Linked DNA regions of Homo sapiens: region 2 is linked to region 1. A link is a loop called in an ENCODE intact Hi-C map of the cell type or tissue named here. Cell type or tissue: endothelial cell of umbilical vein. All regions are shown on one strand. Each heading gives the region's core, and the rest is flanking DNA. Links, peaks and the distances in the headings are about the cores only.

What was found. Hi-C counts contacts between places; a loop is a spot of excess contacts. Peaks named below come from ENCODE experiments on the same cell type or tissue, not always from the same donor. Only the 100,000 strongest peaks of a DNase experiment are listed, where the experiment ranks them.
Region 2: a loop joins it to region 1, with 3 times the contacts of the local background. A loop is called at or near these places in 1 of 110 quality-filtered maps.

What each region holds. Positions count from the first base shown.
Region 1 is chr13:59,257,708-59,274,281 of GRCh38, forward strand. It overlaps LOC105370223 (a long non-coding RNA gene), which reads right to left. Exons shown (of 3, transcript XR_941993.3): 2 at 14,524-14,658; 3 at 8,198-8,263. It also overlaps the pseudogene RPP40P2. Among named protein-coding and RNA genes, the nearest start is that of DIAPH3-AS1, 750 kb to the right of the region's middle. In endothelial cell of umbilical vein, for the core only: no CTCF peak of the experiment used is centred there; a DNase peak (open chromatin) is centred at 8,954; H3K27ac peaks cover 1,288 bases.
Region 2 is chr13:59,310,020-59,326,593 of GRCh38, forward strand. No RefSeq gene overlaps it. Among named protein-coding and RNA genes, the nearest start is that of DIAPH3-AS1, 690 kb to the right of the region's middle. In endothelial cell of umbilical vein, for the core only: a CTCF peak has its summit at 8,500 (motif pointing left); DNase peaks (open chromatin) are centred at 8,512, 9,502 and 10,082; H3K27ac peaks cover 541 bases.

The sequences.
Region 1 (16,574 bases), core at 4,091-12,090:
AAAAAAAAAAATGGAACATTCAACATTATACCTAGGGAACAAAAATGAAAAATACCTAAAAAGATAAGAAGAATAATGACAAGTTTGTGATTAGTATTCCCCATATAAATTACTAATAGCATAATAAACAACCCTAAATGCCTCAGTGAATCTGATGTGTTTCTGAATTTAGTGTGGTGTTTCTGCTCAAATCAAAAGATGTTTCTATAACTATTATTTTACATGAGTTCACATCCTATGGGTCTTTCTTTGAACCTGGAATTTAAGCAAACCTCAAATCTAATTATAAGCCGTTAGGGTTCTTCTTCCTCCAAAAATCTGAGGATAGACTGAAATCCTTTTCATATTTGCATGAAATTGATATGGTAAGTATAGTTCCCTATTAAGAGACTTCTCAAGCAAAGATAAATGTAAGCACATTTCAAAATGTTCCAAGTATCATCCAGTCTTTGCCTTTTACTACATCAACCATGAGCCAAGAAAAAAAAAAATAGGAAAAAAGTAGTTTGTGCCTTGAGCAAACAGAGATGAATAACAGCGAAAATCCAAACATACCAACCTGATAGTCTCTTTTAAGGAAATAAAAGTAACACAGACTTCTGAGAAAATATAAATGCCATAGGGTGCTAAAAATATCAGTTATATAACACGAAGGGAGAAGCGGCAAGGGAGTTGTTCATAAAGAAAAATCTTCCCCAAACCCCACATAACAAGCCAACTCACACAATACTCAAGAGAACTTTATTCTTTTGCTGCTCCTTCCCTGGATGGCCAAAAGTACAAATCCAGTAAATGTATGTTGATAGGTTTGAGTCTGGGAGAAACAATACCCTAACATTACAAGTCTTGGATATAGCCTGGCAAATATATGGCCAAACCAGAAAATTCTCCATTCATTACAAAAGAACTGCACAACCAACATGGTGAGTACATTAAATTACACTGAGTAGTATTTACTGGCCCTACACCTTTTGAAAAAATTGCCTTACATTTTTAAAATGACAAATTGTTTAAGTAGTTTTAGAGAGGTTAGAAATTAGACACATACCTACCTTGATCTAGCACCCTACCTTAGAAGAACAACAGCTGCCAAAGATATCAGGTTCTCAATCCTGGAACCTGTAAATGTCACCTAATGTGGAAAAAGAGTCTTTGCAGATGTGATTAAGTTAATGGTCTTGACATGGGAAAATGATCCTGGATTATATGAATGGGCCCTAAATGCAATCACAAGTGTGCTTGTAGGAGAGACACAGAGGGACATTTGATATGGACAAAGAGGAGAAGCGATATGACCATGAAAGCAGGGATTGCACTGATGTGGCCACAAGCCACGGAAGCCTTAGGGTTACCAGAAGCTCAAAGAGGCAAAGGAGTCTTCCCTAGAACCTGCATAGAGAGAGGTGTCCTTGCCCACACCTTGATTTTGGCCCAGTGATACTGATTTTGGGCTTCTGGCCTCCAGAACTACCATAGAATAACTTTTTCAAGTTTGTAGTAACTTGTTGGAGCAGCCACAGGAAGCTAATACAGATGCCTTGGGTGTAGTAGAGAATGGGGAAATTTCTCATCATTCACTCTGCACTCACCAGTTCTACACAATGTGCTCGGGGCCTTGGGTGTGTAACCTCATAAAAGAGGCAGAGCTTTAACTGCTTTAACTGAAGCCTGTTGAGTACAGGCAGTCTCCTGCGTATCCTCACACCAGAGGAGATTCAAACTTCTGTGGAATCAGAACAGGCAAGCCCACTCAGTAGCAGTTAGGCAGAGGGTAAGTGACTACATCCCTTTCGATGCAAATTACTGCAGCCAGTTCCAACTGGAAACATTGTGGTAGCACCTCAGTTTGTACGTCTCACTGGTAGGGAGAACTCAGAGGCCAGTGCGGAGTGATAGGAAGGGCGGCTCCTGGAGTAGGGTACTCTTTTCTCGGTCCAGCATTCATCAACAAAGTGACTTTGAGCAAGTTACCAACCTACTTCACAACAGTGTCCTAGGGCAGCTTTGCAATTAATTTGTAAATGCCCTTTGGCCCACAGAAAATCCATTCAGCCTGTGAGATTTGTATCTCCCAGAGCTACTGATTTGCATACCATGCAGCTATGCCAAGGAGGCAAGCATCTGCCTGCAGTAAATGCAAAGGCAGAGTTCTCTTCTATACACGCATTCCCTGGAAAATCCAAATTACAAAGAAAGGAAGAGGGAGACTATTACATTTGCTTCAGTGCCATTGACTGAATCCTATTTGACCCATTCTGATTATGTTTAGCAAACAGGTATACTGGCGAGCATTTATTTCCTCGGACCTGAGAGACTATGGGCAAAATGTGTTCAGATGCTTTTGGATCCTCAGGAAAAGGGCACTGTATAAATCCAGGGGACTGTTATGTGAGAGAGACGGAGCCTTTATCTCCCAGTCTTAATAAAGAACTAAGCATAAGGCCTATCTGACTTCTAGTTCAGACACCAAATTGACCCCTCTGGGAGTTGGGGAAGTCTCAATCTCCTTCCTGCCTTATATAGCAGTGGTAATAAAGGAGCGTGAGCTGAGGATTAACTAAAGTTCACATACTGCCTTGAAGAGAAAAGTCTTGATTTAAGTGCTGAGAATTTATATTAGTGGGAGGGGAAAAGACTAGAGAATGGCAAAAGGAATGGAAAGTTACACAAAGTTATAATGAAAAATATAAGTTGAAGCAGGTCTAAGGTAAAGATGAAAGATCAGACACAAAGTAGGGGGTAGGAAATGTGTTTTGTTTTTTTTTTTAAGAAAAAAAAAACAGGCTTTTTCTCCAGCTATGTTGGCTCCATCAGGGAATGCTCCTGTGGGTCCTAAAGGGAAGCATATCCATTAAACAGGAAAAGAATCAGGGTTCTAAGTGGAGAAAAAAAAAAAAGCAGCAAAAAATACCAGGGAACAAGAGAAAGAAAACGGTTAAAAGGCAGTAAGGGGCATGATGAAACAATAAAGAATGAAACTCTTAAGAACTTGAACAGGATCTCTAAGAGTCCATTAGCCCCCATTCATTAAAATAGCAAGGATTGCTTCCCTGACTTCATGAAATCAGAGTTAGCCCAGCCTGTCACCTTCCTGATACAAAAATAACTTGACCAAATAAAATGGCTGTGGTCTAGCCTCTTGGCATGTGGCAAAAAGAAATATTTTATTCATATTCAGATATTCTAACGTAAAATATACCGACCACCAAAACTGTATTTGTATACAGAAAAGCAATTTAACAGAACTTAGTTGAAAAGTTGAACATAATTATATTGGTTTGCAGGCTTTTATTATCAAGTAAATGGTTATCTTTTTGTTGATCAATTTGTTTTTTAATCTCATCACTTAAACTTTACCTAGATGTAGCTGACAATATAGCCTACAAAAGGTAAACATGTTAAAATTTACATAAATTGTTAGGGGCAAAGATATTATACCTTACTTTGGTATTATACATAGGTAATTCCAAAACCCATCCTGTGGTTTTGTAAAAGTCTTGGACAAAATCCATTGGATTTTGTGGTCACATGTCTCTTTGTGGTGCGAGGTGAAACAGGGGGTCGGAAAGTGACCAAACTGGGATTTAATTCACAGTCCGAAAGAAAGACAGAATTTCCCCAGCTCATGTGTGGGCAGATCTCAGATTACAAAGCCAATCTGCCATGCTCTATTTCTCTAGGAGTACACAGTCCTTTTACCCTGTTCCGAATGTGCAATTATGCCATATTGTCTATGCAGCATTTTAAGATTTAAAAATCTCATTTTTTAGCATCATCATTCATTTGCTGAACAAAAGTATCAGATAGGATCCAGCTAAGGAATCAAAACCATACCAGTTATTTTAATAAAGAGAATTTAATTAATGCAAAGAAATCTTAACTAGGATTTACAAAACTGAAAACCTGGAGGTCTCCTAGAGGTGCTAAATGTAGAAAGCAACTACCTCCCCAAGGGCTGGAGAACAAGGGGACATGCTGGGAATATTAAACTTAGAGCTACATTGTCAATATGGTAGCCACTAGCCACCAGTGGCATGGAACACTTGAAATGTGTTTAGCCCAAATTGTGATGTGCTGAAAGACTAAAATACAAATGAGATTGCAAAGATTTAGTATGAAAAAGGAGGTAAAATATCTCAATAATTTTTAGATTGCTTATATGTTGAAATGATATTTTTTGATACATTGGGTTAAACATGTATTTATTTCACCTATTTCTTTTTTACTTAAAACAAATCATGACTTTCTTGTAATAGCATTGAAATATCTATAATGTCATTACTAGAAAGTTTAAAATTTCATATGTGACTTGCCTGTTATTTCATTGGACAGGGCTAGCTTACAGGCTCAGAGGAAGGCTCCCGTGGAGCTTGGACACAGTCTTTGGAGAGGGTGCTAGAGGCTGATGTTAGCGTATCTGAGAGTAAATGATAAGGCTGGTTCCAGCACTGTAAAAATCTGCAAACTGGAACCAATTGCTGCTGAATCAACTGTCCCTGCCAGGGTAAAGAGGTGTTGTTACAGTGGTTCTGATAGGGGAAATAGAGAAACAAGGACGAAGTCTTTTCCTTCCTTAGCCTTGCAGTTTACCTCTATTGCCCCCAAGTGGTAGAACCAAACAGGAGTTCAACTCTAAGGGAGAAAAGTGACTTGCAGGGTCCCAGCCCCAACTGCACAAAGCAAAATATAGAAAGGTGAGTCTGATGTTGAGACGCAAATAGCCTAATAAAAGATGCAACAAATATTCATCAAGTGTCAGGCATGGTTTTAGATATTAGGGCTACAACCACAAACCAGACAAAGTCTCTGTCCTCATCCAGCGTCCATTCTACTGAGACACAGCAGACAACAAGCAAACACATAAACAAATAAGATGATATTTGTCTAGGCATTATGGAAAGAAAAAAAGCCATGGCTTAGAAGGTAGCAAGATGAGAGTGGGGCACACATAGCTCCCAGAGGGAGCTGCAAGAGGTCCCTGCAAGAGGCCCCTGGACACTTGTTGGTCTGCCAGAAATCCAAATTCTGCCACTAGTCACACCACCTGCATCTCATGGAGAAACATTGCCACGATTACATGGTTGCACTAAAATGCAATGCAAATATTAATGAAGATAATATTACTGCCCAGGTATGAAACAGAAAAATAATTTTATCACTGGATAAAGACATGAAAAAACTAGACTTCAAGGACATCCACCTGAGTATTCTGGCAGAAAATCATGAAATTTAGTGTTTTCATTGATTTGATAGGCTTATCCTTTAACCCAGATTCTAAGACATATGAAAGGACGTCTTGGCTCTCCAAGGAAAAGAAGCCATTGAAATTTGGTTTTCTTTTGGCTTGGCATTATACAAAAACAATGGGCCTAATAATTTCATATCAACTCAGTGCTACCCTCAGCCAAGGACGGTGGTGGCAAAGAATCCTTGTATACAATCACTGGTTGCATATTTCCAGAGAGGATCTGTCTCCTAATGGAACAGCTAGCTCACTACTCTGATTAAACAAAGTTAGTTCCTCAGATTACATTGTCAGTTCAAGACTTTGCAGACAGCCCTGTTTCATAAAGAGAAAATGAATATTATTTTTAAAAAAGAGAAACATTTTTACAACTTTGTAATTTTTAATAATCAGGACTATTGGCTTCAGAAGGCTATTGGGGCAAATAATGACTGTCCACCATCAAAATTACAAAGTTTTAAAATAATAATTATAAAAAAAGATGGGAACAAGATGAGGTCGAGCACTGATTTAGATAATGAGGTCAGTAAACGCCCCTCTCAGGAGATAATATTTGAACTAAGGTCTGAAGGGAGGTGGGGAGAAAAAAGTCTTCCAGGGCAGAAGGAATAAAACTTGCAAAGTCTCTAAAAACAGAATGACCTGGGATTGTAGTTGGAGCATAACTGTCAGGGGAAAGATGATGAGGGATGATTGGGACCAGATTATGTAGGGTCCCTGTAAGTCATGATAAGTAATGAGGATTTTAACTTAATTGCTATGGGAACCACTGTAGGATTTGAAGCAGGAGAGTGGTATGATTTGATTTACATTTGTAAAAGGTCATTCTGGCTGCTGTGTAGAGGAAGACTCTAGAGGGGCAAAAATATGAGGAAAACCAGGAAGCTAGTGCAATAGCCTAGGTAAAAGATAATGATGGCTGGGACTCTGATAGAAGCAGTGGAAATGGTAAGATAGGACTGTATTCAAGATATAAATTAGAAGTTGAGCCAACAGTTCCATTAGAGAATGGGCTGATTCATGTAATTCACTTGAGTAAATTTTTCAAAGAGCTAACATACTTTGAACACCAAAATTATTTTTAAAAAATCTTGTTTTCGTGGAAATCTTTCAAAATTGTACAAAACATTCCTTGATCTTCTTCTATAGAAAATTCCAACCAAATTTGCAAATTGTTACTTTGACTCAGATCCTGGTCTCCATTTTTGTCTGCCATCTGACACATTCCCTGTTAATTTCTTGAGTTTCTCAACTCCAATTACTTTCACTCCATATGTTAAAGCTCCCCTTGTTTTGAGGCAAATTTTAATTAGGATGGAAAGACTATTTTTCTATATAAACGAATCCATACATTGGCTATGCCATTTAGGGAGAAGCTGCACCTGCCTGACTGAGGTCAGCATCTGCCACCCCAGCCTGTTCATCAAGCCTTCTCTTACCAAAGCCCTCAACTTGGTAAGGTGATAAAATTATCTTTACTTCTGAAAACCAAAATTATCTTTGCTCTTGAGACACCAGCTATGTTTACCTGCTATACCCCACCAAGGTCAAAATCAATACAATCCACACTTACAAAAGCCAAATGACCATTTACAAAACCTAATCTTCATATTGAGTCCCAATTTCTAGTCCTTGTCTAGTTTTACTGTTCTCAGCTAATCCACAAAGATGCTGAGGTTTCATGGGGCCAATAAATGACCTTCCTTTCTTCCTTTCCCAGTTTCTAGATGGAAGTCTGAATTAGAAATCAAATTATCATTTACTAAGGGATCTAAACTAGAGCCTGTGGCTTGAATTTAAGGCCAACGGCTTTCCTAATATGTCCTCCTGAACTGAACTCAAACCACCACACTACAAACTCACCACCTGGAATGATGAAGGTGAAAGTGAAATTGGAGTGGGATGAAGAGCCTATAGAAAGTAAAGAAGGAAGAGAGAAAATAATACTTGATCCTTCATAAAGCTGGGTTCTGAAGAGGAACAGAGAAATGGAGCCATAGCTAAAGGGGATGTCAGATCAATGGAAGATTACATTATGAGAAGGGAAGTAATGGGATATGTTTATATATTCATGGAAATAATCAAGGGAGGTGGGAGAGATTAAGAATGTTGGAAAATGTATATATACATATGTATGTATGTGTATATATATGTGTGTGTGTGTGTGTGTGTGTGTGTGTGTGTGTATATATATATCAGAAAAGGGGGTGTCCTTGACAGTCAGCAGAGAGATTTCAGAGCCCCAGTAGAGAGATTGGCCTCCATAGTAACGGGTGGGAATGTAACGGTGATGGGGGCACAGGAATTTAGGTTTCTAGATTTAGTTGTGGGCAGATGGAGTTTTCATTCTGTTTTCTATTTTCTGAATGAAAAATGAAGTGAAGTATTCAGCTAAGAATGAGAGGGTGGGAGGTGTGAGAATAGAGAAAGTTTGAAATTAAAATCTTGCTGGGTAGAGAAGCAGAGTTACAGAGGAAATGATTTCTTAGTACTTGCGGAAGGCCCACTCGAAGTTTGTAATAATTTAAAGTGAAACCAGTCAGCCCATCCACGTAACTTTCTCCAGCAGTATTTGGAAAGCCAGGGATAGCCAACGAGAAGCTACGTGGACTCAACTAAACACGAGCTATTGTAGGTCAAGATGGAGAGAAATGGAGAGCAAATGGAGTTGAGGGCTTTTGCAAGAGCAAGATTATGTTAATTTAGTTAGCAATAATCATTGAACTCCTGTTATATATCAGTAACTAGGCAAAAATACTCAGCCAAGCTGTAGGGAGTTGTTAAGTACTGGCCACTGTCTGGGGCTTCCACCAGAACTGGGTGTAGATTTTTTCCTTAACCCAGCCTTCCTTTTTTTTCTTTTTCATGCTTCTTGGAAACACACACACACACACACACACACACACACACACCACACACAAACACAAAATTGGTAATATATATTTAATACTTACCATGTATCAGGTACTATGCTAGGCACTGTTTAAAAACATAAACTCGCCATTCCATATACCAATGCTGTGAAGAAATCATTATTATTAGTGCCATTTGCAGATAAGGAAGATGCGTACAAAGATGTTAAGAAACTTATGCAGATAACCATACCACTTTTGGAACTACTAACTTCACAGACCTTTGCTCCTACAGGTTAAAGTCTTCATGATTTAGGGAAAAAAACCTGAAATATTTTTCGTTAAAATAGTTAAAATTTCCCATTTTCACTTGAGTGTATAAACAACCATGCCATTATCTGCAGATCCTTTTGGAAGAAGTTAAGAACCTTAAACTCTGTTACAAAATTGAGTGGAATTTTTATTTCAAATTATCTAAGGTTACAAATTGAGCAGTCTTGCCTATACGAGTAATTATTAAAACTCTACAAACAGGCAAATAACTATTGCAGCCTCTTTCCTTCCTAAACTCTCTTGTGGGTGATACATGCTGAAGAAAACATTTATGCTTTACTTAACATTTTCTACTTAAGAGAAACAATCTGAATGTCTAAATTTGGGTCTGGAAAATAAACACAAATTTCCCTTCCATAATTCCTCTTCCTTCCTTCCTTGCTAATCAAACCAAGATAATGGTTCTGCCCTAGAAATTGCCCAATGACTAACAGGTACTATTGTTTTTCATATGAGAAACCACACTTAAGGAGACACCCCTTCTTATTTGTGAAAAATATTGCAAAATTAAGGAGGATCAAGAGAGTCAAGCAAGGGTGAAGTTCACTCACATTCTTGACAGGGAAATCAAGAGTTTTCCATTGTTCCCCTGTTATCTAGAAAAACACAGAATTCTTAAAGTTGAATCATGCAAAAGTTCCTTTGACTACTTATATTTTTCAAGACTATACTATATTTGAATATGTCCAAGTATCACTATCTGGAAAGACACACACAGGTCAGTCAGACAAATATTTAAAAAATGAACGGTACTTCCTTAACAGCAAAACTAATTGGTATGCATAGCACTGTAGCCAGGTTTGGTAATAGCTATCATTCACTGAGAATTCTCTATATTCTAAGCTGCAGGTTCTCAATCTTCATTACATATTAGAATCACTGAAGAAATTTTTGTTTCGTTTTAACTTTTTATTTTAAATTAATTTAGACTCAGAGTAGTAGAAAAAAATAGCACCAAGTGTTCTCATATATCCTTCACCTGCTTCCTATAACATTAACTCTTTACATGATCATGGTACAATGATCAGAGTCAGAAAATTAACATTGGTACAATACTATTAACTAGATTATTAGAATTGTATTAGTTGTCTCACTAACATTTTTTCTTTATTCAGTATTGGATTTATTGTTATTTCTTCTTAGTTTGTTCCAATCTTTGATACTACCTCAGTCTTTCCTTATCTTTCATAACCTCAACCCTTTTGAAGGGTGCTGATCAAGTTATTTCATAGAATTTCCCTCAGTGTAGGTTTTTCTGATGTTTTCTCATATTCAGAATGAAGTGATGCATTTCTGTAAGAATACCACAGAAGTGATGGGCGCTTCTCAGTGTGTCAGATCAAGGGGTTTGTGATATTAACATCCTATTCTTGCTGCTGTTAACTTTGATTGCTTGGTTCAGGTCACATTTACTGGGTTTCCCCATGGTAATATTACTATTTTTCCCTTTGCAGTTATACATATCTTAGGGATAACACTTTGCAACTCTGCAAATACTGTTTCTTGTCAAACTTGCATCCACTTGTTTTAACATCCGTCAATAGATCTTGTCTACAACAATTGTTACTGTGGTGTTTGTCTAATGGTGAGTCCTTCTACACTTAGTGTTTGGAATTCCACCTGAGGAGATTTTTTTAAATGCTCATACCTTGCCCCCACCAGAGAGCAATTAAATGAAAACTTACTAAGCATATAATCACATGTCCTCACAATAAGGCTAATAGGCTGATATTATTATAATATTATTACCTGCATTTAAATATGAGTAAATTGATACTCAGAATGACATAATAACTTACATTTTTTGTGCCACTAAGTAGTGAAGACAAGACAGAAATTCTAAGCTGCCTGTCTCTAAAACTCATGCTCTTTTCACTGTCCCATCCTCTCTCCATCAAAGTTCAGCTCATTCTTCCTGATGTTAAATTCTGCCCCATTTAAAGCCTACTCTCTCTCCCAACTTCAATCATCTGTAATTTTTGCCTAGATCATTCCAGGGTTAGACACATCTTTTTTTCCGGAAACTTTTGACATCCACCTTCCTTAAGAGTTAGGAACAGCTGTCAGCTACATTATTTGTCTTCACCTGGAGAATAGATCATTGCTGAAAAATTTGTAGATGAAAGAGTATATCTCACACACACACACACACACACATATCAAATCATTTATGTGTTTAGGATAATAAACAAATAAACAATATTTTAATGAAATATAATCCAAATGCTCTCTGAGCGAGTTAAATTCATCAGGCATTGAAACATCAAAAACTATGCATGCAGTCAGTGGTTAAGAGCAAGGTTCTGAAGCCAGGCAGATCTGAGTTAGAGTTTAGCAAAGCACTCAAAGACATTGAACATGTCTTTTAACCTCTTTAAGGTTTAATTTCCTAATTTTTAAAATACACTTCTTGCGAAGAGTCAATGAACTCTTAGCACAGGGCACAAGCAATTAGCAAATATGAGCTTTTAAAAAAAAAACCACTATAACCAAACTGCTTCTTGACAAGAGACAAGTGCTTTTAAAGAAGATTCTGGGGCCAAACGTGAGAGAAGTAAGCTTAGAGAATTTGGATTTTTAAGAGACCAGATGTTGCGGGAGTGTACAGGAGTTTTGGAACTGTCAGAGGGGCACATCAGGCCTCTGATAGAGAAGGAGAAAGGGAAATGGAGTGTGTGAACAGTCTTGATTGATTTCCCTTGTGGAGGCAACTATCAGTACAGAGCTAGATAGCTGCCAATCAGTTATGGTATCATCTGAATGTAAAGGTAAAGTTTTCCCAAGAACGTCTTTCAGGAAGGATATTATATGTGTGTATCATGGAGATAAGAAATTTTGTCTATTTCAGTCATTTCTATACTCCAAAAACACTACCTAGCATATAGTAACTGTTCAATAAATATTAATAACTGTTGGATTAATGGATAAATGAATGAATGCATGATAGATTCAAAAGACCATATTAAGAAGCTTAGCTCCTTAATTAGGAAGGTATGCCCCATAAATTCAAAAGACCATATCAAGCTTAGCTCCTTAATAAGGAAGGTATGCCCCATTGCTTACAGCGTTTTCTCTTGTGGAGAAGGGTAAGCAAATTAGGGAGCAGGGCTGATTTTCTCAAGTCTGTAGAAAAAAAGCCTGAGTGCACCTACCAGCTGCTATTCCTCTCTTCCTCTTCCTCATTTTAGAGTTTAGAGTTTCCTCTAAACCTTTGTTGAACAAATAAGGAATGGTAATTTTTTTTTAAGGATGCAAAATTGTAAACTGGTAGGACATTTATAAATCTGTTAGACCTTGGCTGTATGTCACTGAAAATTACATATATACTAGGGAAAGCAGTCATTGCTTGCCCAGCTATGAAAATGTGAAATAAGATGCCTGTGGCAAAGACTGGAAGTTGCTTTTTTCACGTTCATGCTTAATGAGAGAACCTGAGGAATGTGCCTAGCTGAAGAATTGTATTTCCCAACCACATTTGTAAATCCAAGTAGTCACTGTGATGTAAGAGACCTCCAGGGAAACTCTTTTGCCCCTGGCTCTTACTATTATTATCCCTGCCTGGAATGAAGACATGATGGCTGGAGCTCCGTGAGTCATCTTGTAATTTTGAGGATGCTGGAACAGAAAGCTATTATAAGGCCAGGTCTCTAATGATTTTCTGGAGCTGCCATACCAGCTCTGGAATTTCCAGCTCCAGGCTTGAATTATGTGGAAGAAAAATAAGTTTCTATCTTGACTATGTGACTATAGTTGGGTCAGTTGCCAGCATAATTTCAGTGTTGTACTCCCGTTAGATGAAGCATGTGTACAGCTGAATCAGTAGAAGCTAAATACGTGTCCTTTGGAGGAAGAAGGCAATTAGAAGTGTTTTTTTGTTGTTGTTGTTGTTTTGGTTGTTTTTGTTTTTGTTTTTGAGATGGAGTCTCGCTCTGTCTCCAGGCTGAAGTGCAATGGCACGATCTCAGCTCACTGCAAGCTCTGCCTCCTGGGTTCAAGCGATTCTCCTGCCTCAGCCTCCCGAGTACCTGGGACTACAGGTGTGTGCCACCACGCCCAGCTAATGTTTGTATTTTTAGTAGAGACAGGGTTTCACCATGTTGGCCAGGATAGTCTTGATCTCTTGACCTTGTGATCCGCCCTCCTCAGCCTCCCAAAGTGCTGGGATTACAGGCATGAGCCACTGCACCTGGCCTGGAAGTTTTCATTGGCAGTGTTAGTAATTATGAAGAGGGCAGGAGAAAATACAGAGCACAACTTAAGGAAACACTTCTTATGAGAGCACTATTACCTACTTTAGAGTTGAACAACAGACCTTGTACCTAAGCAAATATTTTTGTCAATAACTGGCACATTTTAGTATTGAAAATAATCATGAATCACCCAGTTCAATTACCCATCTGTTGCTCAACTCTCCTCTAGAATATTTAGGTAAGAAGTCATCCAGTTATGTTTGGCTACATCAAGTAATAAGTAACTATACTTCCCATGCCTGCCCATTTTTATCTTTGAACAATTCTGATAGTTAAATTGTTTTTTACATTAAGCTGAAATATGTTTTCCTCTAGCTTCAGTCCACTCATTCTAGTCCTGATCTTTAGAGCAATTTCAGCACATTCAATCCCTGTTCTAAGTGACAAGCCTTCAATTACCCGACTCCTCTTGAGACAGTTGCCCTTTCAGATCTTCATGTCACAATATCATTCTGAACATGTGGAAATCCACTTCTCCAAAATCCAGAGAATATGTATGACTATACCTGCTCATTCCTTTCCTAGCTATTGCATTTTTTGAAAGGAGGTGGCCATGTCCTCTCCAATTACATAACAACTTCCATTTTGCTGAAAAATTATCTTTTCACTATCAAATACAAGGTAATTATTATTTCCAGTTGTTTTTAATAACTCTGGGAGATAAATTTTGAGACAAAGCAGGTAAGGAAGTTGTCAGATGTGTACTATTAAGTGAATGAGCGTTCCATTGCATATCCCCCAATTTTTAAAATTCCCCATTTTTTCTATATGTTATACCTGTGCAACTTGTATGACCTAAATCAGAAATAAGTCATTTATTTCTTACATCAAGCTAAATGATATTTAATACATCTTCACAATAATAGTACATCTGTCCTTTCACCTTTCATTAATACTCCATGATCTCCAAGAAATTATTTTCTTAGAATTTTGGAGTTCTAAGCAGGCATAAATGAAACAACACAGAATATGACTGTAACTTTTTCCACTCAACAAAATCTGTTCCTACTGAATTGGAGCTGTTTTCCCATTACCATATTTCAAACATACCCTGCTTGCTAAGCTTTGGTGACACCAACGAGATATTTACCATCTGTGTTATGATATCTAATTCACTTGGTTACCTGCTAAAATCAAATCTATTGAGCCCACAGGATGTAATAATAACCAAAATAAATGTAACCTAAAATAGTTATTTTTAAAATGAAAAAAAATGAAATTGAAGTTTAGCCAACTGGCAATTTAGCGAGGGCATTGTAAATTTAATCAGGAACTAATCTCTGGGTTTGACACCTAAGGGCAGACATCCTATAAGGAACTTCTGCCACTTTTCTCTGCTTCCACAACTAGTGTTATGTCAAAAAGGCAAAATGAAAATGGTCAGGAGCGGCATTTACCTCATACCAGGAGAGTAAAAGTCATTTTTCAAGCTAGATTTTTAAGAGTGTAAAGCCAGGTTCACAGTTTAGGAGAAACATAGTTTCTCATTCACAATCTGTCTTCCAGCCAACCTATTCTATTACCAATATCAGGAAGGTGCAGAGATAAAATATAGTTTAAATCTCAAATCCCTCAAACCAGGCTGTCAGGGAGGGGAAAGGTCAATGCTGCCATGCTGGATAAAAGAAAGCTGATGATGACCACTGTGGTGATAGCAGCTTTTCACTTGATAAGTAGGAATTGGAAGAATTGGGATGGGATCAGCAGAAAATGAGAGTTGGGTTATTTGAGGCTTGTGCTGTTGAAGTTAGAGACAGATGTGCCCAGAGAGGGTTAGCTAAGTAGTAGGTTAGGCAATGTATGTTCAAATGGAGGTAAAGCATCTACAAGCTCTGGGACTCACTTCTCCTCTGCTAAATGCTGTAAGAGATTCTTTTCTTCTGATTCTGGAAATTTCATGCCCAAGCACAGGAGGGATAGGCGTCTTTGGTCTGTAAGTGTACTCATGTCCTCCACTGAGTTTCACTTAAGCATGTTTCTGTTTCATAAAATAAACATACAAAAATGTTCAGAAGGTTAGTGGGATATGATTTGGAGTTCTCATTCACATACAAAAATAATTGCTTGAATTATACAACTATTGTATAGAAGATAACATTTTTATTATTATCCTTATGGGCTAGTGTTGACATTTTACAAGCATGAGTGAGGATAGGATTCTTCTGTCTTCAAGGATTCCACAGGATAGGAGAGAAGATAAGGCATGCATAAGGAGCTAATACATCATCTGTACAATGGTGTATGCTTTCAGAGAGAGATACAGATAAAGAGCCCCAGAGGTTCAGAGAAAGAAGAGATGATCTCTGAACTCAAGAATACCACAAGCAAGATGGCAGATGGTAAAGCAACAGGATTCAAATAAAAGCATGTTGATTTAGTATCCTGAAACTTTACTGAAATCATTTAATAACTCTAGAAGCCTTTTGGTGGAGTCTTTAGTATTTTCTAAGTACAGAATCATATCATCAGCAAAGAGAGATACGTTAACTTCTTCTTTTCCTGTTTGGGTGCCTTTTATTTCTTTCTCTTGCCAGATGGCTCTGGCTAGAACTTCCAGTACTATGTTGAATAAGAGTGGTGAGAGTGGGCATCCTTGTCTTGTTCTAGCTCCAGCTTTTTCCCATTCAGTATAATTTTGGCTATAGGTTTGTCATACATGGCTCTTATTATTTTTAAGTATGTTCTCAATGCAACGCAGCCATAAAAAGGAATGGAAGAATGTCCTTCGTAGCAACGTGGATGCAGTTGGGGGCTGTTATTGTAAGTAAATTAATGCAGGAGCAGAAAACCAAATACCACACATTCCCACATATAAGTGGGACCTAACCATTAAGTATACATGGACATAAAGATGGGAACAACTGGAGACTACTAGATGGCGGAGCATGGGAGTGAGGTGAGGGTTGAAATGCTACCTATCAGGTACTATGATCACCACGTAGGTGATGGGATCATTTGTATACCAAACCTCAGTGACACACGGTTTACCCGTGTAACAAACCCACATATGTGCTCCCTGAGCCTAAAATACAAGTGAGAAAAACAGCAGCCACAACAACAAATGTGAGCATGGTGAGTGCTGGCTGATCTCAGTCTTACAGCCCTGCCTCAGCCACATCATTTCACTGTGCATTAGTTTCTTCAACCATTAAATGAGAAGGGGAAAATGGCATTCTTGCCCAAAGTACTCAATATCAATAGACAGGTCCCAAGCCAAACAAAAACATTGCATTGTTCATGGAAAGCTTCACAGTGCTCAGAATAGAGCAGAAGTAGCTTTGCTCTTCAAACTTTTACATGCTTCAGGATAGTCCCTACAAACTGTGACTGTGTCACCAAGCCAGAGGAGTAAAACTGGATGTTCACATGCAGCCAGTGTTAAAAGAAGGTTAATTTGTGTTAGCAAGCTGTCAAATAACCTGTCACACTTAATTATTTTTCTTCATACACAGACTCCCCCACCCCCTCGAAGTATTAAATAAGTAAATAAATAGAAAAACGTCTCCAGGATTATGTGATAATCTTTCAAGGCTACTTTGTGTCTAAATAAATAAGAAGAAAAACAAAAACACTGCTGTTCTAAAGGGCTTTTATTTTTCTCTTTGAAGGCACTGCAAAGTACTAGCCATGATATAAATTCAAGGGCAAGTGCTTTGTTCTTTATAAATTTGAATTAGTAAATTGTTCCTCTTCACCCAACATATTTTTAATGTACATAGAGATAAAATTTGATAAGTTCATAAAAACCATTAAATTAGCGCAACAAGAGGTGTTAATACAGTATAAGCACCAAAAATGCATGAGACAACCCAAAATGCAGAGAAAGTAATAGACTCTATTGTAGTATATGAATTACATTGTTAAAATGATTATTGATGTTATAGCTTATATTTC
Region 2 (16,574 bases), core at 3,669-11,668, 52 kb after region 1:
GTGGCACGATCGTGGCTCACTGCAGCCTCCTTCTCCCAGGTTCAAGCGATTCTCCTGCCTCAGCCTCCAAGTAGCTGGGATTACAGGTGCCTGCCACCACACCTGACTAACTTTTGTATTTTTAGTAGAGATGGGGTTTCACCATATAGTCCAGGCTGGTCTCGAACTCCTGACCTCAGGTGGTCTGCCGGCCTCAGCCTCCCGAGGTGCTGGGATCACAGGCATGAGCCACCGCGCCCAGCTGCTTTTTTACTCTTTATACCCCAAACAGCTAATAACAATACAGTATGTCCTCACTTAACATCGTGGATAAGTTTTTGGAAAGTGTGACTGTAAACAAAATGAAGTATAAAACTAAACCAATTTTACCATAGGCTAATTGATATAAACGAGAGTTAAGTTTCCATGACGTATTTCTGGTCACAAAAACATCAATGAAATTTTAAAGACCAACACACTTCCAACATCAAACATTGAAGTAAATGTGAGTCATACATACATTTAAGAAAGATGAATAAAAACAAGTAAGGTAATTATTTACCCAACTTTTCTAGTTCAGGGTCTGGGGTGGCCGGAGCCTATGCCAGCAGGTCAGGGCACCAGGAAGGACCGGACCTGAATAGGGCCCCATCCCATCGCACGGCACACTCTCACAAACACCCAAATTCGCTCATGCAGGGACAGTGTAGACATGCCAATTCACTTGACATGCACATCTTTCAGATGTGGAAGGAAACTAGAGCACCCAGAGAAAACCCATAAAGACATGGGGAGAAAATGCAAACTCCACACAGAGAGTGGCCTCAGCCCAGAATCATTTTTTTTCTTATCAACGTTATAAGGAAACAACATTGAGCAAAAAGATGTTATTTGAGGACCTGCTGCACTCTTCAACCCTGATCATTAATGGGAACTAGAAAAAGCAGAGTGAAAATGCACCTGACAACATAAAAAGTAAATGACCTGCATGGATTGCAGGAGGCCAACACAGTAAAATCATGCTAGTAAAACATTTAAAGTTATTTTTGCTACTACATCTGACTCCATCCAGGCATCCAAATTTCCATGCTCTCTCTCCTTTTTTTTCTGCTTTCAGCACAAAGGCTGATCTAAAATCAATCCTTTACAGCTTAGCGGGGATATGTCTCAGAGCCAAGGTGGACCTAGCTGAATTGCCCAGTGGCCTGTTCCCAGAAATGTATGCAGATAAAGTATTTCATATACTTGTACAGTGTAATTGTTTTCTATTATTTCCACTGTTTTAAAATATTTTCATTATAAGTGAATAGTTTTCTGCTATACAAGGCCAAATGCATTTTTGTGGAGTAGCATGAAAGATAACAATTTTTAAAATAGTGTTCAATGAGGGGATGTGATCTAAATTTCAAAACCATTGACATCCATACTTTTAGAAAGCAACCTGTTTGAGACTTCAAATTATATGAATGCTAAATCAGAAATTAAAGGCATTTAAACACCACAAATTACTCTTGATGACATGTATTTGCTCTGGAGCAGGGGTCTGAGTATCATTGCGGAAAGTCAGAGAAACCACTGAGGTTATAAGCAAGAGTGACGAAAGAAATGTGACACAGAAAATCAATTTGTTAGTGATGTGGAGAATGGACCAGAAAGGACAGAGGTGCAGGCAAGGGAATTAGAAAGCTCCTGCTATGTATATGTCACTAAACAGTGTATTTCACACATCTAATCTCACTCATTGCAACAGATATTTTCATATTCATTTTACAAATGAAAGAACTGAGGCTCAAGGAAACAAAATAGCTTGCCCAGGATCACATTGCTATTAAATATCAGTGCCAATTTAGGGGAAGAGATTGTACAAAATTGACTTACAATATCCTAGACTACAAGAGACCTTAGATCAATTACTATGATAATCCTGTCTTCAGACCAGTGCTTTCAACTTGGCTAATCATTGGAATCACCTGAAGAGCTGTTCAGACTACCCAGTTCACCGTCCCACACCAAAATTATTCTGATGATCAGCACAGTTAGGAAACTTCTGCTGCAATATAGGTGATTGTCTAGTCAGTCTACTGAAAAAGAAGCTAAGTCCAAGAGATTATTAATTCAGCATTAGATTTACTGAATTTGAGATAATGGCAGGGCATTCAGTAGGCCCAAGGAATAATTTAGCTAGAGAGATGAGACCAGATCTGGAAAGAAATATCAGAACTAAAGGAATAAATTTTGAAATTGTCTGCATGGAGATGATAGTTGGAGTCATGCAAGGTCTTCCAGGAAGAAAAGAAATACAGGGGTTAAAGGCAAAATTTTAATGAATATCCATGGAGGTAGAATGGGAAGAGGTCAAGGAACAAGTAGACATGACTGAGTAGTATTTAGACAGAAGCTCTACCAGAAAAATGCAGTGCCACAGAGGCCAGATGAATGAATTCCAATTCTACAACTATCAAAGATGTACTAAAACAACAACAACAACAACAAACAAACAACAAAAAACCATGGATTTGATCATGGGAAAATTACTGGTGAATTCTGAGTATTATCTGGGGTAGAAGGCAGATGATGGGATTGACTTAGCCAATGAGAAAAGGAAGGCAGCACGTGTAGGGCTCCAAGAAGTTTAATACTGAAAGAAAGGGAAGAAAAAAATGGTAGCACCTGGATCAGCAAGGTCAACGGAGAATGTTTTAATTGCTACTGTCATTGGGCTATTTGGCTAACTCTAGGTGGGAAAGCAGTTTAATAACTTACTTTAACTATGAAAAAATTTACCTCAAACCCAGAAATATCCATTAAACTGAAGATTTGTGGACTGTTTTTATCCGTGTGAGTCAGGGAAGTGCACTGCATTTGCAGGAAAAAGTCCAGGTATGTATGCCAGGTATAAAAGATCGGTTTCACCTGTGCAGTCTATCCAGCACAGCTGATTAGGGCTCTCTACCTTCTGGATGCTGCCGCTGGCACAGAGGCTGTCTTGGAACAGAAGAGCTTGAGCTCTTTATGCTGTAATAGCTAAGCCAGCACTTTTACCCCTTGCTGGCCTTGAGGCCAGCTTGTCCAAGGCACTGAGGACACATGTGCAGTATCATATGTCCCTCTCTTCTTTAAATTAGGTCAGCCAAAATTCAAGTTTACTTTTGTTTTGATGATGGGGGGTGGGATGATTGGCCAGGGCAGGGCTTTAGACCTCTGGATCATGTGCTGCAATCCAGCCTACCAGAATGTTTCCTGATGAGGTCTGGGTGCCAAGTCAACTTAGCAATACAGTGCCACTGTTTTTCCTTTCCATTACTCCTTACTTGCATATACCCCTCATTGAGGAAGTTGACTTTGGGCTGGAGTAGAATTCAGATATTTCTGGGTCTCCTGGCCATTTGGCCATCCCAAGCCCATCCCAACTTCCAAGGCCACATTTGGACAGGGGAAAGCAGCACACAATGTCTAGAGCATGAAGGACAAACCAAGTCAAACTCCATATGGGAAAACTAAGTTTAAAATAACTTAGAGGCCAGGCACAGTGGCTCACGTCTGTAATCTTAGCAGTTTGGGAGGCCGAGATGGGTGGATCACCCAAGGTCAGGGATTCAAGACCAGCCTGGCCAACATGGTGAAACCCCATCTCTACTAAGAATACAAAAATTAGCCAGACATGGTGGTGCATGCCTGTAATCCCAGCTACTTGGGAGGCTGAGGCAGGAGAATCACTTGAACCAGGAGGTGGAGGTTGCAGTGAGCCAAGATGGTGCCACTGCACTCCAGCCTGGGCTACAGAGTGAGACTCTGTCTCAAAAGTAAATAAAATGAAATAAAATAACTTAAGAGACCGTATACCAGCGCCAACCACCATCTCAATATTAGCTAATGGCCTCCATTTCCATTTCACAGAAAAAAAAAGAAGGTGCCACATGGTAAGTCCATAACTTTCCACTGCCTGCATCCCACTCACCCTCTTCCCCTGCTTCCCTTCTCTTATAATTCAGAAAGATCCTTTCTTCCATATTAGGTCAATCCTTGTACCTTGTATGTGCACTTTGAATTCCATCCTTACTGCCTTTCTAAGAATCTTTCTTTTTCTTCTAACAAATTGTTGATTACCCACTCTCTTTCTTATATCTTCATCTTCTCCCTCTCAACCGGATTCTTTTCATCCTTAAGAATGCCCAAGGCTTCGTGATGGCTCACCCCTGTAATCCCAGCACTTTGGGAGGCCGAGGCGGGCGGATCACGAGGTCAGGAGATCGAGACCATCCTGGCTAACACGGTGAAATCCCGTCTCTACTGAAAATACAAAAAAAAATATTAGCTGGGCATGATGGCGGGCGCCTGTAGTCCCAGCTACTCCGGAGGCTGAGGCAGGAGAATGGCTAGAATGGCGTGAACCCGGAAGGCGGAGCTTGCAGTGAGCAGAGATCAGGCCACTGCACTCCAGCCTGGGCGACAGAGTGAGACTCCGTGTCAAGAAAACAAAGCAAAACAAAAAAAGAATGCCCAAGGCTTTCTTTTTGTTTTAACCCCTACCCCAGGTCTGAGCTCGATTTCTGAGTAAAGAGGTTCAGGCTTATTGTCCATATGTTGCCATCAGCCTCTTTAATTCTAAGCTTCTCCAACTCACTCCCAGTCCATCACCCTACTGAAGTGGTTCTTAGTTCTATTGCGGCCACTCCACCTTGAGCACATTCAATTGGCATTTTCAGCTTTCGCCCCACTTGAATTCTTAGGAATCACTCCTAACAATGGTCACTTCCTCAGTCTAGAAATTTAGAAACTCTACCCAGCTCAAGTACAGGACCCACATTCTCCTGTGTTATTTTGTTCGGTTTATTCCTTCTTAATCTTCTTTCCTGACCTATCCTGTTCTACTTGGCTGTTAATATTTAGCTATTGGTAGCATCATTTCCCAACCCTTTTCTCAGTCTATGCTCTCTCCCATGACTAGCTTCCATGCCCATCTGTAAATTAATAACCCCCGGTATCTATACTCACTCCAGTCCTCTCTTCTGATCTCTAGTTCTACAAACTGAACTTTCTATTTTAAAATCCCTATTAGTATAAACATTTTTCAAGCTGTTCATGCTCCAAAATGAACTCAAGATCTTCTCTCACCTTAAACCTGATTTTCTTATATTGTTCCTTCTTTGAGTTAATGTAACTTGTACAATCCAGAAATGTATAAGTAATCCTTATACTTCCATATCCAGTTCATTTATAAGCCATAAGATTTTACCTCCTGAATATCTCTGATGTTTTTCCATTTCTTTTTGTCCTTGCAGTCACCATTCCACTCCAAACTACTATCATCTTTCCCTCACACTGCTGTAATCAATCCCTAATTGGTCTCTCTACATCTACTCTTGCAGGCATGCAGTGGGCAGTGGGATGATCTTGGCTCACTGCAACCTTCACCTTCCAGGTTCAAGCGACTCTTGTGCCTCAGCCACCTGAGTAGCTGGGATTACAGGTATGTGCCACCATGTCCTGCTAATTTTTGTAATTTTAGTAGAGATAGGGTTTTGCCATGGTGGCCTGGCTTGTCTCAAAACTCCTGACCTCAGGTGACCTGCCCCCCTCAGCCTCCTAAAGTGCTGGGATTATAGGTGTGACCCACCGCACCTGGCCTCCAATTGGTTTTCTACAGTACAACCAGTATTATATTTCAAATCTGATCTTGTCACCCTCTCACTTTAAGCTTTTTAGTGCTTCTCATGGGTCTTAGGATCTTACAAGGCCCTGCATGATCCAGCCCGTTTGTCTCTCCAACCTGGCCCTCATCTCACACATTCTCTCACTTTGTTTTTGCTTGCATTCTTTCCTCTTCCTGGAATCAATCTATCTATCTATCTATCATCTATCTATCTATCTCTTCCATATTTCTTACACACACGCACAACTTTCCTTAGTTGAATCAAACACACTTTTCCTAAATACTCACATAAACAAGCCTTCATAACCTGCCCCTCCTTCACCTCTAACCCCCTCCCCATTATATCTCCTCATAGCACAATGTGCCTTTCCTTTACCATTTTATCACAGTGTCTAATTATGCATTTATTTAAGCTTATATAACTGTTTTACTCCATGACTATCCTGGAAGCCCCCTGAAGTCATATTCTTAATACTAAACAAGGCTTGGCCCAGGAAACCACAAATATTTTATTGAATTTGACCTATTAAGTTTGACCAAGAGGCCATAGACAAGATTAGGTTTAAAGTTCAAAATATCAAAGTTCAGGATCATGCTTGGGTCAAGCTGGAGAAGAGGTGGTCTTGGGATTCTAGGCCTCATATTTAATGCTCTGTGGATGTGCAGGTGAGTCATGCTGCCTCAAAGAAAGGGAGCAAGGCAGATGCTCTCACCGTCTCAAAGGATTGTAAATTAAATAACACTATGCATGCAAAAGTGTTTTATAAGCTAGAAAAGCTGTTGTTCATAAATTTGATTTAAGCCCATATAATGTGAGATAAGATTGATGAAGGCAGGGAAAGTCTTTTATCCACAGCTCTAACCCCAGTGCTGAGAACAGTAGCAGAACATAGTAGAAGCTCACTACTTGCTTATCAATGAATAAATGGATATCCCTCTTATTAAAATAAGCTAACAGAAGAATTTCTTAACCACATTTGTTGAATGATTAAATCCTATTCTTTGAAGTGTCAGGCTGTCCTTAGAGAGATTTAATTCAAAGGTTCTGGAAAATAAGATAGAATTTCATATATGAAATGGTTTTTAAAAATCGAGGTGGTAGAACACCTAAGATAATCCCTTTAGGATAATTTCAAGTTATATTTCCTTAGTTAATGGCTATTAATCCTTAAAAATCAATGCAAGCACCATCTCCACTGAAAAGCCTGTCTTCACTCCCAGTCTAAGTATTCAACACACACACACACACACACACACACACACACCCCTGAACTTCTGTGGCTCTATGGGAATATTTCTTTCATAGCACTCTTCTCACTGTTTTGAAATACACTGAGATCCTTTCCACAGTCTCTAAGTTCCGTTAGGATAGCAACATTGTCTTATTCTTCTAATGATTGCTAATTCCTAACATAGTATTTGGCACTTAGTAGATGCTAAATAAGTTTTCGTCGAAATGACCTGAATCTTTGAAGACTTTCAGAGATAGTATCAATTTTATAACCTGATTTACTCATGCATTAGCTTTCAGCTGGTTTTTCAGCTAATCCCTGTTCATACCTGGAAGGAATGATAACATATCATTTCATAATAACTTTCTGGACCACTTTCAAGGTACCAGATTAATTTTAAAAGAATTCTGATCAATACTAGTTTAAATTAGGTATCAGAAAATCCAATGCATACATAAGTGTTTGCTGTATTTATATAAAGCTAAACTCAACAGTTTCTTCCATTTCCTTTCTTTCATTTAGCATGACATTTTAGCTGATATTCCTGAACTGCTGGATAGAGCAAATACATTTCTATTACAGCCAGTATTTTCCCATGGGATTCTGCCAACAGGTGCTCCAGCTTCTTAATTATCTGTACACTTTCCCTTTACTTTTTAATTACTAAAACAAGAGAATTTACTGCAATTGCTGAAAAGGCCAGATCTATTTAAATAAATAAGGCTATTCTGGATTACATACAGAATTAAATTAGGGGACCAACTGTTCCCCAACATTATATGATATATGGTCAACAGACAGCATCCTGGTGTTTTCTTTCCTGTACCTTCACTCAGCTTTGAAATTTTGGGGAAAAAGATATTTCAGGGCAATATCTTTATATTCACAACTCTCAATATTCCAAACACAGAAGGAAAACCTCACTCTTAAGAAAACCTAGCTTAATTTTCCCCCTTCCAAAATTACATACCAGCATAAGTCCATATATTCCAGATAACTTTCTTTGGTAAACATATAACTGTGTTATCCATCTGTGCAACCTCCATATATCTTTAAAACACCGCAATCCACAGAAAACTGTCTTTAAAAACAAACAATGTGAAAAGTATACAAATGTTTGATTTATTTTTCTGAAGAGAGACCTTCCCAGGAAAAAAGTTTACTGCAATATATTCAAGGTATGTGGTTTGTCTTGGGTGAAGAGTGGTGAGGGTGAACAGGGAGTCATTTTTCTGCAGTCTTCACTGTTATAGTTCTAGTCATATTTCCAAAAATGTTTATGATTTTCGAAGTTTTTTAAAAAAAGTTAGATTTGCCATGTACAAATCCTGAACTCCTCTGATGTTGCTTCATTCTTCTTTTTCCAGTAATTTTATATGTTGCTTTACATACACATGTGCAGAAGGAACACGTAAAATGCAGGTAAAAAATCTGCATTATTTCGACATATGGTTCTGGCAAAACTTTTTAAAAGCTTACTTTATTTGTCTGACTGATTTCAACTGTATTCATCACCTCCTGTTATTTTCCCTTCCCCCAAATCTCTTGCCTCAACAGAATTAACATTCTTATATGTTCTGTTTCCAAAGAACAAACTAAAGAAGCATCCCAACCATTATTGCTCTGCAGCGGCCCCTGCTGGTAAAAGACACTATACAATTTGTCCTTTGTCAGCTCTGCTTGTCAAGCCTGAATTTCCAAGGAACCATGCCACAGTCTAGCCACAATCAACCTGCAGCTTCAGCAGGTCCTAGAATGGGGCTGCTTAACCATCTGCAGGGCAGCAACTATTGCTTGTTTTCAGTGTGGAAAGAGAATGCCAGAGGAATACATATTTTGTATGAGTCTTTATTTTCCTTGTTTCTAGAACACATAAGAAAAAAAGGGATTTGAAACTGACTAAAATGATAAAAGGAAATCAATGCAGCAAAACATAGACCACCTGAAAATCTTCAGTTGAAGTACAAGTTGTGGCATGATGTCAAAGAGGCATTCTTTTCACGGAGAAGGCATATTAAATTATGCTAGTGCTGACTGCGCCTCCAAGGACTGTTGATAGATGCTTACAACAAGAAAATCTTCCTTTCTGGTTGACCTTAAAAGCTGTCTTACCCCAGGCCTTAAACGTTTCAATGTGAACATAAAACATTTTTTTCATTGATCTTATAAAAAAAATTTTCAACTTGTTCTCCTTAGTTGTTGCTTATCATCTGCCTATGCATATGGAAAGATATATATGTATATATATAGAGATGTACAGATATATTAATTCTCAGCTAAAGAATAAATACATTTATCATTCAGAATGACAGAACCAGAGTGGAAAATACCCAGGTGATTGCAATTTGTTTTGCCACGCACCCATGAAAACTCCCCGTAGTGAAAAGAAAATAGAGCAGTCAGGTTATCATAATAGAATGTATCTATTTTTCTCACGTTTATCATTGTATTTAAGCCAATCTTCTCAAACGCAGCAAAATGTGTACATTTTTAATAAGGATACTATTCCCCCAGGATTGAGCTGAATGGGGGGAAAAAGGCTGCAGAACTAATCTGCATGAACCTGAGTTGCGTAATAGGGGAAAACAAGACTTTGGGAGAAATAAAAGAGACAAGAACAATGGGAGACAGGAAACAGGACACAGAAGACAATTTGATTTGAAGATTTGGAGTATGTGCCTATTTTGGTTTCAGGAAATGTGTCTTTAAAAGGAAGGGAGAATATGCCTAAAACAATGGAAGATCCATTATTTTTTGTATACAATCTCAACAGAAATAACATGCCTTCAAAAGAGTAGCCTCAGGGTAACTTCTAATTCCTGTTTGATGAATATTATAATTTTATTTAATAGCAAATGGTACCACTAGATATGTCAGCTACCAAACGACTATTAACCAAGCCAGGTATTCCAGGTAGATTAGGCTGTGATTTTTGCAGGCTTCTCACTTAGCAACATCACGCAATGGGCAAGCCAAGGTACCAGAGGCCACCAAAGCATGGCTAGAGTAGTGCCTATTTTAATGAAACAGAATCATCCAAGTACTTTTGTTTTCCTATTCGAAAACCAAATTTGGCCTCAAAGAGCCATCTGATATAACAAAGCAGCACAACCCAGGCTGATAGAATGATAGCCTCTTCGGCAAAGCTGCTAAATAGTTGTACCTTTCAAAGCAAATGAAGACAAAGAAACCCAAACCAGACACTGTATGTTCCCTCAGTAGAAAAGATAAACTTTCACGTTGTGACAAGGAATTCTGACATATGGCAAACCTTGACAAAGCATCAGGGTACAGATGAGAAACTGTTAAGTCATCTGACCTTTGTCTGTACTCTGTTTGGCAGACACTCACAAAAATACTACCCAAGAAATATCACTTCCATAAAGCAATGCAAAAAAGTCACTAATGTATTATCAGATCTGGCAAGAAGAATGCTCTAGAATTTATTCACTGTTAATGAATTAACAATAGTAGGAGTATATTTATATGCTTTTGTGCAAAAAAAAAAAAAAAAAGACAGTAAGGTTTCATTATGCCAATGGGTATATGCTCCTTTGACAACCTTTGTGGCAGCGATTATAAAAGCAGAATCTTGGGGGGAAATGTCATGAGGGCTCAGCTTATTAAATTTTGTAAATCATAAGGCTTGTCCGTGAATGCGGAGCACTGCAGCTGATTTAGTCGTTGGCCTAGAAACTCCGCTGTTAGGACCATTAAACAGGTCCAGAGTTTAAGTTGCACTGTAAATTACACTCAAAAGAAACAGGCAGAGACTTTCGCCTTCATGTTTTCTGTCTGTGAACACTGTCACCGCAGCAGCCCTGTGAGATGGTGTCAGAATTTTACAATGATGCATCAAACTAGTGCACCTCGATTGAGCCCGCCTGAGACTATTGCAGAGTTCTGTTGTGAATTTAAATATAAAAAATAGAGAACCAAATTAAATTAGGCTTTTTCTATTTGAAAAATCTTCACAGCTGGAAGAGATACAACCAATATTCTTTTTAGGTTATGCCAGCTTTTACAGTCACTTTCAACAAATAGCTATCATTAAAAATAGCAAGGACGATGCAGTTGATCGTTTAAAAATAAAGGGTTGTCATTTTGATTTTTTTCTTAAAAGAAATAATGAATTGCCTATAGCTACCATGACTGAAACACCCCTTTAGAGGCTACAAATAAATGAAGCCATAAGGAAAGCAAAGTCATATGTCAAAGAAATCTGATCCAATTAATCATTCTTTGTAGCAGTTCTGTCATGAAACTTTCTAATGTTTTGTTTCTATTGAGATGTAAACTTCTAGCTGGTAATTTGGAGCCTACTCAGTTATTTAATGTTCTGTTAATTTTTTAAAATGAAGTTGTTTCATACAAGACTAAGTTTTGAAAGTTTCTAGTGGCCAAGTTACAAATAGTCAATTATTTCATAAGAACTGGGAAAGGAATTATTTTCTAAAATATACCAACTAAAGGAAAATAGTTTGAGGTATGAAATATAACATTATTGTGCTTATATTTTGAAAAAAGTGTGGCATTCTATAAGTGTTGCATAGTTGTAATATTTAACTGGCTGAAAATAAATATCAAAATGACCCCTATTATACTTATATAATCTGAGGATATGTGTTTACATTTTCACAAAAAGAAAACGTTTCTATTCAAAATCACTTCTAAAATGACGCCCTAAATATAGTAAACATTCAATAAATGTTGGTTGATGATAAGTCCAATTCTGCCCATTCTATAGAGTTTTGTAAGCATAAAATCTTCATTTTGTTCTCCATGGTAAATTCACCTAAGCCAATTGCCACTGGTAATTTATTAATATATCTACAAAGCCCTCTTCAAGGCAAAAGAAAATTAATGTCAATCATTGATTGAGTGCTTCCCACTGTTCCCCAAGATCCTGTATACCCAGTACTTTATGACATAACGAAACAGAATGCAGCTTGCTGAAATTGATTACAAACTTTTTCCCACTTGGACATTTTTTATGTTAAGACACAAGAATCCAATTTGGAAGATATGATTAAAATGTGGTATGATATCAATAGAAGAAGGAAAGGGCGGAAGTCAATACTGTGAGGGCTAATAAAGACAAATGTACTGTGATTCACCAGGGAAGAAATAATGGATGAAAAATTGAATATGATTCAGCAGTGTAACACTGTCACCAAAAGGCAAATGCTATATCGGATTGCATTCATAGACATATCATGAAAAACAAGCAAGGTAATTTTTCAGCAGCAGCATTTCTTAACCCTATTGGTTAGGCCAAAGTTGGAAAAGTGCAGCACTTTGGGCCACAATCATTACACAGAAAGTTACACAGAGTTTACAGGAGAACAAAAAAACAAGCACAAAGAAAAATAAATAAATAAGTACATGTCGATAGAAGATAGCTAGATGGACAAAAGAAACTATCAAGCACAAGTCTTAGAAAATCAGACTTGCTTTCAGAGATCAAGAGAAGTCAGTTGACGTTCAGCCTAAAAGCAAAGCCAAGTAAGGGAGGAAATAAAGATGCATAAAGGGAACAAGGTCTCAAAAGAAGCGGCTGCTTTCATTAGGCAGCAACAGGACCAGCAACACATGGATGCCAGTTGTTTCCTATCATGATTTACATTAAAGATAAAGAACAATCTCTAGCATATAGACAAGCAATGGTATGTCTGGGATATCAGTTGCCGGATATACTTAAAAGAATAAGTATACTCGATCTTTCAAAAGTGGATTAATGAGTACATGGCTAAAGAAACCTTCAAATATTTATAGCTATTTTCCGGTCTATACAATAGGATACCCAGTCAGATCACTAAAAGAGCAAAACGGAAAAACAAACAAACAAAAATCTGGGGAAATTGAGCTTGAAATTATAGACTCCAGGAGTCAAAGAATCTCTACTTTATCAAAAATAAATTATCTTAGAATAAAAAGATAGGAAAAATATTTGCTAATTGTATCAAGAACTTACTATATACCAGGCAGTGTCCTGTATTTTTCACCTATAAACTCCCATTTGGTACTTAAACCATCTTAAGAGCTATATACTAACTCCATGAGAAACTGAGATCTAGAATTGGTAAGCAGTTTTGCCCATAAGTTCCCACAATCAGGATTTTGAACTCTAGCGGTCTAGTTGCAGGGCTTTCGTAGGCTGTCCTGCCTTTCAGTTCCCAAGGAATATACCACAGAGTCTGATGGAACTAAATAGCATGGGCTAGGATGATAGCTAAAGCATGTATCAGTAGATAATGGCAGTTGATGAGTAAAGAAATAGCCTTATGAGGCAAAAGGAGAAAATTAGAATAGGAGTAAGGAAAGCTTTATTTCTTAATGCATGGCAATAATATTAGAAAACATATTGTGAAAGAGTAAGGAACATTCTTTCTGGTGGCTTTCTAAAATTCTAAATAGTTCAGATTTTCATTTTGCTGTGATGATTTTGTGAAACTTTTTCTGAATGTAGAGTATTAAGTTATTCAAACTCTTATAGCATATGATTTACATAAATCATAACATTGCTTTGGAAACATCACACTAGGGCCTTCAAAGAGAATATTTAAGTTGTCTAATATAGATTAATTTAATATTTAATTTCTATCTAATATAGATTAATCTCATTAATAGGGGCAACTGGCTACAAAAATCACATCCTCAAATTTTGCATCTCTTGAGTCCCAGAGAAAGAAGAAGCAGTTAGAAATGGGAATTGAGAAGCACCAAAACATGTTCAGGATTATGACAATTACCTAAATCGTATCACTACGGTATAAGCACACTCAATTTAGAGACATTATTCAAAGATGCATTCATAATATAAGAAAGAAGGTCTAGTTGACAAACAGATATTGCATTTATATTGCTTCTTATAAAAATAGAAGGATTATAACTATCATAATTTTCTCTTGCCCTTATAGCTTCCAGGTATTCCAATGCCTTGGTATTCTGTTTCTCTTATTAATATTTTTCCCCTCACCTGAGCTGGTATCATTGAAAGCATATTTTATTTCTGGCCAAAATAATGGGTACAAATGACAAAACCATGATCTTAGAGTTGATATAGGACTCGGTCCTTCAATTCTCATCTGTTACCACTTTGAACATGTTCACAATAGCACAAGCCTACTGGCGATCTTTCCCCACCTGTCCATTATTCTGTTCCTCCCCACTATCCAGGGACCTTTAATGACCTTCCCAACAACATGATGTTCCTTCATAATGTGTTCATTTATCTGTCCCTTGTGGATAAAACTGCATAGATAAATGGTCACGCCCTTTCTGCTCAAGGAATTATCTCATTAAAACTGCTATGTTGGAGATGAAAACTTTTGTCCAATACAATTTTTATCTCTCACATGTAATACTGGTGAATTTGTTAACTTAATACTAGATCATAAAAATAAATAAAGTGGCCTGGTGCGGTGACTCAGGCCTGTAATCCCAGCACTTTGGGAGGCCAAGGAGGGTGGATCACAAGGTCAGGATATTGAGACCACCCTGGCCAACATGGTGAAACACCGTCTCTACTAAAAACACAAAAATTAGCTGGATGTGTTGGCGCATGCCTGTAATCCCAGCTACTCAGGAGGCTGAGGCAGGAGCACTGCTTGAACCAGGCAGTCAGAGGTTGCAGCGATCTGAGATTGCACCACGGCACTCCAGCCTGGTGACAGAGCAAGACTCTGTCTCAAAAAATATAAATAAATAAATAAATAAATAAATAAATAAATAAAGTGGATAAAGAAACACTTTATTATTTTTATCTAGTGTTAAATTAATAAATTCACCAGTATTTTTATGAGATGTAAAAATTGTATTAGACAAAAGTTTTTATCTCCAACATAACAGTTTTAATGAGAGAATTCCTTGAGCAGAAAGGGATAGACTGGATAAAGAAAATGTGGTACACACACATCATGGAATACTATTCAGCCATTAAAAAAATGAGAAAATGAGATCATGTCTTTTGCAGGAACACGGACAGAGCTGGAGGCCATCATCCTTAGCAAACTAATGCAGGAACAGAAAACCAAATACTGTGTGTTCTCACTTATAAGTGGGAGATAAATGATGAGAACACATGGACACATAGAGGGAAACAACACACACTGGGGCCTACAGGAGGGCAGTGGGTGGGAGGAGGGAGAGGATTAGGAAAACAAATAATGGATACTGGGCTTCATACCTGGCTGATGAAATAGGCTGTATAGAAAACCCCCCATGACACCGTTTACCTATGTAACAAACCTATGCACCCTGCACATGTACCTCTGAACTTAAAAGTTAAACAAACACACACACACACACACACACACACACACACACACAAACACAAAATAAAATGTTTTTTTTTTCTGGATCCTAGATCCTGAGCTTCCTCAAAACAAAAACAAAACCAGTAACATTGTTTACATTAAATGCTGGCTCTTAACTGTTCTTTATTGAATATCCACTAAGGATAAAGCATTACTCAAACCCAGGAAGATTTAGAACAAACAGTCTTGGCTCAAATATTGGTTCTGCTACTTACTAGCTGTATAAATTGGAAACTTAACACTCCTGCACCTATTTCTGCTTGTTTAATGGGAATAACTTTACGTATGATGCCAGGATGACTATAAAAGTTAGAAGACAAATCAAATTACTATGGTCTTGCACGTAGCAAGCACCCAAAAAGAATGATGACTGTTTTTTTTTTTGTTTTTTGTTTTTTGTTTTTTGAGACGGAGTCTTGCTCTGTCACCAGGCTGGAGTGCAGTAGCGTGATCTTGGCTCACTACAACCTCCGACTCCCTGGTTCAAGCGATTCTCCTGCCTCAGCCTTTCAAGTAGCTGGATTTATAGGCACACTCCAAAGAACCTAGCTAATTTTTTATATTTTGAGTAGACATGGTGTTTCACCATGTTGGCCAGGATGGTCTCAATCGCTTGACCTCATGATCCGCCCACCTAAGCCTCCCAAAGTGTTGGGATTACAGGCGTGAGCCACTGCGCCAGGCCGAATGATGACTCCTAAGGTTACAGTTATACTGTAATAAAATGCTAAAGAGCATTAGAAAGCCTAAGAACAGACCAAAAGAAGGTAGCAGATTCTTGCACAGAAATCCTGAGAGTTGGAATTGGAAGGGCCTCTGCCAGTCTTCCATTCCTATGGACTTCCTTTGTCCCCCAGGACTTCTTCAGTTATAGGGGAGTTTCAAGAAAGTAGAGTGCCAAACCTCACATTCCTTCCAAGAGAATATCAGAATTTATTTGTTTAGTTCACCAAGCTTTCAAATAATGTTTTATTTGATAAAATGTTTCTTTTAGTGGGATAACCTTGGAAGCTATGTGAGATGTCCAGAGTTCATCCAGGTATTAATTTTTCATTCTTAAGAGTTGAGATTTTAAAAGCTTTTTAAACTACATAATAAAAACACACAATTTAGTTAAGTTCAGGGTCTCTAACATTAAAAGGAAAAAATATTCTGCATATTTTATGAGCCACAGAAATGCAAAATCCAATAATTAAGTATAGCCTGGGAGAAGATTACGGAGCAATCTGACTTTTGGACTCTATGATTAATTTTGACTTTAAGTTATGAAATCCTTGTCAGATACAATGCACAGGATCAGTTTGTCCTATCCACATCACAAAGAACCAGTTGCTTCTTGACCAGAAACTCTGATTATTAATAACTTCAGCAAACTGAGAAGGCAACCAAAAG